Linked DNA regions of Homo sapiens: region 2 is linked to region 1. A link is a loop called in an ENCODE intact Hi-C map of the cell type or tissue named here. Cell type or tissue: GM12878. All regions are shown on one strand. Each heading gives the region's core, and the rest is flanking DNA. Links, peaks and the distances in the headings are about the cores only. Region 1 overlaps FHOD3 (formin homology 2 domain containing 3). Region 2 overlaps FHOD3 (formin homology 2 domain containing 3).

Region 1 (4,396 bases), core at 306-4,305:
GCCATTTCCCTGCTACCACTGATTCTAAAAATCTTTTTGCTAAGTCCTTTGGCTTCTCTTAGGGAATTAATCATATCTGTTTAAAGACAATCATTTTATCCCTGCCTTTCCAGTAAATACACCCTTTTCTTCCTTCATGGCTAAAACTTTCAAAGGAAAATTAAAGAATCACAGGCATACTCCCTTCCCCACTATGGGACACTATGTCAGTTTCGGCTCAGAAATAATAATAGTTGTTAACATTTATGGAATGCTTATCATGCGCCAGATGAGGTTCTAAGTACTTTTTACAGATTTAGTATTCAGAAAATTTCTATGACGTAGTGATAGGGTTAGGCTTTGTGTCCCCACCCAAATCTCATCTTGACTTGTAATCCCCAGGTGTGAGGGAGGGACCTGGTGGGGGGTGATTGGATCAGGGGGGTGGTTTCCCCCATGCTGTTCTTGTGATAGTGAGTTCTCATAAGATCTGATGGTTTTATAAGGGGCTCTTCCCACTTTGCTTTCTCACTCACTCTCACCTGCCACCTGTAAGATGTGCCTTTGCTTCTCCTTCACCTTCTGCCATGATTCTAAGTTTCCTGAGGCCTCCCCAGCCATGCAGAACTGTGAGTCAATTAAACCTCTTTCCTTTATAAATTACCCAGTCTCAGGTATGTCTTTATAGCAGTGTGAAAATGGACAAATACAGGTAGATAACATTATTGACATTCTAAAGATAAGGAAATCAAGGCCCAGAAAAGTTAAGCAATGGAGCTGAAGTCACACAGCTAGAAAGCGACAGAGCTCAGACTCAACCCAGGCAGTCTGACCCTAGAGTCAGTGCCCCTAACATCTCCACAGAGCTGCCCCCCAGATGTGTGCTCCTCTCATTCATTCCCTCATTCTACTGGTGCCAATATCAGGCAGAAAAGGATGCTAAGCTGCTTACAGTGAATTCACATGGACAACCTCTCAAGATTTGCATCTTTAGACTATTATTTTCTGAACTCATACATACGTATGAGATGTACTCTATGAGATGCACAAAGTATATGGAGCTTTAAGACAGGAATATAGAAATCCTACCTGCATTTCCAGCCTGCTAGCCTGCCCTGAAGATTTCAGATTTGCCAGTCCCCACAACTGCCTGAGCCAATTCCTTAAAAATAAATATTTCTAGATAGATAGATTACATAGATGAGAGAGAGAGAGAGAGAGAATAGGAGCTGGTCCGTTTTCACACTGCTCTAAAGAACTGCCTGAGACTGGCTAATTTATAAGGAAAGAGGTTCAGTTGACTCACAGTTCCACATGGCTGGGGAGGCTCAGGAAATTCACCATCATGGTGGAAGGTAAAGGGAAAGCAGCACCTTCTTCACAAGGTGGCTGGGGAGAAAGCGGTGGGGAGGGATGGGGGGGTGACTGCCAAACACTTTTAAAGCCTAAGATCTCATGAGAATTCACTCACTATCATGAGAACAGCATGGGGGAAACTGCCCCCATGATTCAATCACCTCCCACCAGGTCCCTCCCTCCACACCTGACGATCACAATTTGAGACAAGGTTTGGTTGGGGACACAGAGCCAATCCATATCAGATAGATAGATATTCTCTTGGTTCTGTGTCTCTGGAGAACCCTGACTAATACAAAATTTGATATCTGCCTTCATAGGGCTTCCACATACCAAAGAGAGGCTGTCAGTATGTATTTACTGTAAGCACCTTAGCCATCCTTTTCTCCCTGATACCAGCATTCTGGGTTAGTTTTGCAGCTGCCACTCCTTTTGAGTCTGTGTTTTTGCAGCAAGATGAAGTGGAATGCGCCAAGTACCCAGAATCCAGTGACCCAGAAGGCAACGCGGCTCAGCTTGACCTTAATCTCCCCAGGGAGACTCGGATTCCTTTCCTATCAGCACAGCCACTGCCAGGGACACATCACCAGCTTCTGAACAGCCACTCTTTGGAGCAGGCAGCCACAACCAATGGGCTGCTCACAACCAAGGCCAAGGCCAAGGCTACCCAAGTGCCAAGGGGACTATCTAAAATAGATAAGCAACTCAAGGAAACCCCTATGGAGGCACACGCACCAGGGACACAACGGCACTACCGCTAAAAGAACTTTCTGAAACATCCTGCCTTCTCAGAATACACAGACTTCTGTTACAGTAATATCAGTGGCCTTGGGAAAAGTCTGGTTTAACCAACTAAGGTTCACAGAAACCTGCATGTTTCAGTTCTGACCCTGTGTCTCAAGGGAGCCTTTTTACAAGAGTAACATATAAAGCCCTTTGTGACTATAAGAACAAGTGCTTACATTATTTAATTGAGTGGTATAGAGACAGAAGCTTGATGACTTTCTCCAGCAACCAACAGTGAAATCAATGCTCCCAAGTACTCCTCCACTTAAATTAGAAGAAATAAACTATAGTTTCAGTCAAGGATAGAAACAGATGTTTCACCATCTGGCAAAAGTAGGGACAAGGGCCCCCTCAACAGTTGCCCCAGGAGTAAAAAGCTCTTAGTAAGCTTCTGGAGCTGTGGGGCTCAACTGGCACTCCATCTCAGGGATAAAGAGATGGAGGAGGATTTGAACCAGTCATCAGCTAGTAAAAGGACAGTGCTAGCTAAGATTAACTTGCCCAGAAGCTCAAAGTTTAAGCAAGAGAGGCAGTTGCCACTACATTAATCTCCGGGTGTGTTCTCTTCTCCCCTGGCAGACTGTAGAGGTAGAAAAACATCGACTCTGAAGCCAGCTGTGTGATCTTGGACAAGTTACTTAACCTCTCTGAGCCTTGGCTTTATTGTCTGTAAAATAAGATAATGTCTACCTTCTCCTGAGGGTGTGAGAATTCAATCAATCAATGCAAGTAACATGCTGTGGACATGGCTGGCATGTGATAAATGCTGAATAATGTTAGGTAATACCCTTGTTGATATTACTGTTCTTTCAGCCACTTTCTCTCCCTCGTTCCATTTGTCTTAATGTCTGAATATTCTCACTTTCTGTATGTCTCTTGCTTCATTTTTGTCTGCCTCTTCTCATTCCTCCCACCTCTCTCCTCATCATACCTTTTTCTCGTTCTCTCTTCACTGCCCATTCAAGAATCGACAATAATAATCCATTTGTTACTATTTGATGCTTTTTCCTGTTCTTCATTAAAGTTCCCATGATGTAGCATTTTAATTTTCTCAAGGGACTATACTAATGTCTGTGCCTCCTGTGTGTGCAACTCTAAGTGCGTCAGCCTCTGAGGAATGAGTCATCTACTTTAACTGGAAGGTGTGAGGAGTCCGAGACACACAGGGGACCCAGGTGGAAGCACCCTGGGCAACATGTGCTACAACCAAAGTGTGAAGTTTGTGCACTTGGGGAAAAGGGACCTACCAAAACAGGTCAACTCTCTAGATACCTTCTCAGAGAGGCCAGTCTGGTTCTCTCATCTTCCAGTTTCCTTCACCCTCACTTCAACAAGACATGAGGCAGACGGAATGAACTTTCTCAGTCAACTTCCGCTCAGCTAGTGTCCTCTCATCACAGAAGCTGGAATTTCTCCCCACACCTAGCCCGGCCGTCACCAGCTCAGTGTCTCTCTTCCATAGTCATTCCCTTACACGTTTTTTGTAAGCTTTAATGAGGTATAATTTAGGTACCATAAAACCCACCTGTTTTATGGATATAATCCACTGATTATTAGTATCTTCATAGAGTTATACAGTCATTACAATCTAACTTTTTTAACTTTTTCATCAATGCAAAAACACCCCCAAACCTTCATACCCATCTGCAATCGCTCTGTGTCCCCACACTCAGCAAGAGGCAACCACCAATCTACTCTGTCCCTCTAGAGATGTGTCTTTTCTGGCCATCTCATACAAATGAAATTAAACAGTACTTCACCTTTTGTGTCTGGCTTCTTTCACATGGCCTGTCTTCCAGGTCATCAGATATCAGATATATGATTTACAAACATTTTCTCCCATTCTGTGGCTTGTGTTTTCACTTTACCAATTATGTCTTTTGGGGATGCAAAAGGCTTTAATTTTTATGAAGTCCAAACTATTTTTTTCTCTTGTCACTTATGCTTTTGTCATATCTAAGACATGGAAAGCACATGTGGCAAGAACCATGACTGCCTAACCCAGTCATGGAGACTTGCTCCTGTTTTCCTCTGGGAGTTTCATTGTTTTGGCCCTTACACTTAGGACTATGGTCTGTTTTCAGTTCATCTTTGTGTCTGGTATGAGGTCCTTGACATCTTGATTAGCTCATTCTCTTGTCTTCCACCCTCACGTACCCTGTGATGGGACACAGCCCTTGTTCAAGCTGTTCACAGATTTCAGCTCCTGGGAAATCCTGCTGGCTCTCTTCACAGCCCCCAGTCTCTCCTTGCCAGCCTCTGCCCCCACCACCCT
Region 2 (4,396 bases), core at 239-4,238, 130 kb before region 1:
TCCCACAGCCCAGGGCCTGGGTTCCTTGCTGCAGGACTAACAATGCCATGTGAGGTGTCCTCTGGAGCTTTATCTGCTGGGTAACATTCCAAGTTCAAGAAACCAGGCATTCCATTTGTGTTGCATCCAAGTTTCACCACACAGAAACTTCACCAAGGCTGTGCAGGCCTCTCCTTCAGCTGAGACTAGAATGTGAAGGGCTCAACCAGGAACGGTACCTGGCCTGCCAGATTCCCAAAGACATTCTTTACATCACTCTTGGATCCATTTCCTATGGAACTCCAATCACCCCTTCTTTAGAAGCAGCCTGTCTATGTAGATTCAGGTATTTTCAGTCTGGGTTATGCAGGTGTGTGCAAGGATTCCTCGAGGTAGGATGACTGACAGACATCGTGCTCCCTAGTTCTGCAATCCAATTCTCTACTCTGCAGGCTGTGCTCACTGTGTGGGTCTCCCACGTGTATATGTGGGTGTGTGTGTGTGCAGAGGCATGTGCACATATGACTTCAATCTGTGGTTGGCACAGCCTAGTTGCAGGTCCACTGACCCTCCAGCTACATGCAATATACTGTATAGACTGTCCTAACAGCTCCTGAATCTCAAGGAAAGGAATTCAAGTGTGCCCACTGCCTGAAAATCAGGCAAAGCAAAATAAAGTAGATTCCACATGTGGTGCAGAAGGGGGCTGTAGACTACCCTAAGCCAGCAAGAGGGCAGCTGCAGAGGCTTCACCTATATGCGAATCCCAAACTTTTCTCGTGAGTTCGCAGAGGTTCTCCTTGCTTCTCTTTGCTCACCTTGGCCATGAACACATGTTAGTGAGGGTAGTACAGCTCCAATCAGGGGAGGTTGCAGGGGAGCAGATGGTTCCTGCCATCCCAGACTCAGGTGGAAAGCTCTAAATCAGAGCATCAAGGAAAAAAAGGTGCTGAGCAACCAAGACATGACACTGTGGGTCCCTTCCTGGTGAATGTCAAAAAAGCATAAAAAGGCCGGGCACAGTGGCTCACACGTGTAATCCCAGCACTTTGGGAGGCCAGGGCCGGCAGATCGCTTGAGCCAAGAAATTTGAGACTAGACTGAGCAACCTGGTGAAATCCTGCCTCTACAAAAAAAAAATACAAAAATTAGCCAGGGGTGGTGGCCTACAGCCCCAGCTACTCAGGAGGCTGAGGTGGGAGGACTGCTTGAACCCAGGAGGTCAAGGCTGCAGTGAGCCATGATCATGCCACTGTACTCCAGCCTTGGCGACAGAGCGGAGGTGACAGGGCTGTCACATCAGAGTTGCTGGTTTGGGCATGACGTCTGACATAGGGAAATGCCTGCTGGATCCTCTTCTACCTACCAGCAGAAATTCTATCTCTTTCTCAAACAAACAAAAAAAAAGTATAACAGTAAAACTCAAAGCAGAAATGGGGGCTGAGATCAAACTGGAGTCATTAAGATTTGCCTTTCTCCTGAAGCTCTGGGACTGCCAGGTGGGAGGTGTGCAAAGAGGTCCCCCCAGCACAGCCCCAAGGGGTGGCCAGCAGCCAATGAGAGCTAAGGCTGCAGAAGGTCCTGGAGAAGTACTGCTGATTGCTGATTCCAGCAGCTGGGGAGAAGCTGGGGGCAGGCTGATTATACATCCCTTACTTTTAGGTTAAGTACAGCTTGCACTTGGCCAATAAATAAATGAAGAAACATATGCATTTTTTCTCCCACCGCTTCCAAATTAAATCTGCCTGGGGTATACTCATTTGGGTAGCATTAGCCTTTGAGTAAATGCAATTAGAAGCTTATCTTTGGTAACCACAAGAAGGTGTAATCAGAACATTATTTGTGGAAGTCTTTAGAACTGCCCCTCCATCCTTTCTTGCCATGTTTCTTGCCTTTTAAAATGAACTATGTCCCTTTAATAGTTGCAATCATGTATTATGCTGTAAACTAGCTTGTAATAACAAGAGTAGAGGGCAAAGCATTGGAGACCCCTGGGGACCATTCCTGCTTTGTCTCAAAACCCCTTTGTGGCCCACAAAGATCAGTGCTGAAAAGTACAGCCAAAGGGGTGCTATGCTTCCTGTTCAGCCAAGAGCACAATGAAGAAAACTTCAGTGTGTGGGGAAAGACAGACCAGAACATTAATTAGAAGGGCCCAATGAGAAAAATGAGAACCAATTTACATCAGTGAAAGAATATGTAGGGGGAGGAACAAAAATCCCCTTCAAGAACGGAAGTAGGGGAGTGAAAGATACATCTACAGTATCACGCTTTGGGGTCTATAAAAATCGCTGAACTGTGAGACTAATAATTACAGCACATGCTTCTCTCATCAAGTGTCAAATACATTAACGAAGCTCCCCGTGGGAAAACCTGGACCACGTCCCCAGAGCCTCTCCTCTGCTCAGGGAAGACAATAACTTTCCTTTTTCCCCTGGGCTGCTGCAAAGTATACCACGTTTCAAGAGGAGATTTATTCACAGGCGCAATGTCCAGGTCTACACTGACAGTCTGTTGGCAGCAGTTATTGACAATACAACCATCATGGTTTTTCAGGTGCAGCCATGAGAAATTAGCTCCTTATCTGCCAGGCATTTAGCTGTGTGCCATTTGCTCTTCAAACACCAGTCAGAGAGAGTTGGTGAAAAACAACTCTCTGAAACACGACCCAAGACAGCCTCTACAAAATGACTGGCCAGGCTTGGGTGACGCCCATTTCCCTAGCCAGGAAGCACGCAACCCAAGTTACTGTCAGCACTGAGTGAGGCAAGAGAATTGGACTCTAGACCTTGTTCTCAAGAACTCAAATGCGGCACGTGACAAACGAACCCCCAGGAAGCATGGCTCATTTCAACCCGCAGCCTCACTCCATTATTACCTGCTGATGTTTTCAAGAGAAAATGTGGCATCACGAAAACTTTATTTTACAGTGAAAAAAAATTGCTTGGTCGGACTTTGGAAATCTTATTTTCCTGTGATTTTGAAGCTTGTTGGAGTTATGGCCTCCATATACAAGTTGTAAAAAAAAAAAAAAAAAAGAAAAAGAAAAGAAAAAGTTCAGATACACAAGATGTTAATACAATTTCAGGGATATGGATGCCCAGAAACTTCCTGTGGTCTTTCAGGACATTCTGTGAACTGCAGGGTAAAAATCATGGACCGAATCCAACATCTTCATTGAACAGGTGAAGAAATGTAGGCAGAGAGGTACCATAGATGCTGGCCCCAGAGCTGGGACTGGAGCCTCAAGGAAATGCAGAAGAGTAACTGAAAATGGCTAACAGAAATGGAATTGGCCGTATGATGTGATTGTACAATAAAAATAAGGTAAACAACTGAGCCACTGAAACTCACTCACATCCTAGCCATGACATTTATGCCACCGTGTAAATTCAGAGAGAAAACACACACATGCCAAAGCAAAGGCTTTGCTTTTGAGAAGTCTGACTCATCCCTTTTGTCTGTGGGGATGACTGTGAGTAGTGGAGGCTTGAGGTACCCCCGATTTAGCCTGAGGATGAGGAGGCTACACGTGAACAATGACAAGGTCATGAGACCTGGTAAGACAGAAGACTGCTTAAGAAGAACTTATTGAAATCCCAATTCCCTTGGATTATAATCACATTTTAAATACTTATGAGTATATAAACCCTACAATAATCTTAATGATTGGTTATCTACTAGGTAGGTGCTATGCTGAGCATGAGGTTATAATTGTAAATGAAAACAGTCTCAGCCGTTGGTTTATCAGTTGTAACAAACGTACCACATTCATGCAAGATTTTACTAATGGGAAATTGGGGAAGCTGGAGGGGATATATGGGAACAAACTTTTGCCCAATACTTTTTTCCATAAAATTTCGCCTATTTGGGGAGACAGACATGTCCCCAAACCATGGCAATGTCATGTGAGAAGGTGATGGTAACACTAAGGGTTCCCAGAGGAAGGAGTGGCAGAACCTGTGAGCCTGGGGATGGAGAGTGGAGGTTCAGATGAGGTGACATGGAACAAAATGAACCACAGTGAGAAATGCTGTGCAAAGAGGGAAACTGAGGAAGAGAAAATAGTGTCCCCAGCATCTAATATGTCAATAAATGATTTAATTTTTAAGACCACGTGGAGGACTGGAAAGAACACGGGAGGATCAGATATCATCCAGATTCCTAATTCCCTCAACATCTGGCCTGGTCACAGCTTTACAGGTTAGCTAAACCCAAGAACATTCTGGAGTCTTGCTTTCTGTAAATGGGCCAAATACATAGCCCTACTCTACCATGTTTATTTGGCCATACTTTCACAGAAGATGTGAAAATCATATCCATATTCATAATGGCTAAAACTTCAAAGCATCCAAGATGTCCCCCACCCATAGAAGGTAAGGATACACAAACTAGTAACATCCATACAATGGAGTGT

Evidence for each region. A loop is a pair of places that touch in the nucleus more often than their neighbours do. Peaks named below come from ENCODE experiments on the same cell type or tissue, not always from the same donor. Only the 100,000 strongest peaks of a DNase experiment are listed, where the experiment ranks them.
Region 2: it touches region 1 in a loop (9-fold over the local background); 1 of 110 quality-filtered maps calls a loop at or near these places.

What each region holds. Positions count from the first base shown.
Region 1 is chr18:36,364,907-36,369,302 of GRCh38, reverse strand. All of the region lies in intron 2 of FHOD3 (formin homology 2 domain containing 3), which reads right to left. Among named protein-coding and RNA genes, the nearest start is that of FHOD3, 69 kb to the right of the region's middle. RefSeq lists an enhancer at 2,015-2,064. In GM12878, for the core only: no CTCF peak of the experiment used is centred there; DNase peaks (open chromatin) are centred at 2,112 and 3,242; H3K27ac peaks cover 3,404 bases.
Region 2 is chr18:36,491,835-36,496,230 of GRCh38, reverse strand. All of the region lies in intron 3 of FHOD3 (formin homology 2 domain containing 3), which reads right to left. Among named protein-coding and RNA genes, the nearest start is that of FHOD3, 200 kb to the right of the region's middle. In GM12878, for the core only: no CTCF peak of the experiment used is centred there; no DNase peak of the experiment used is centred there.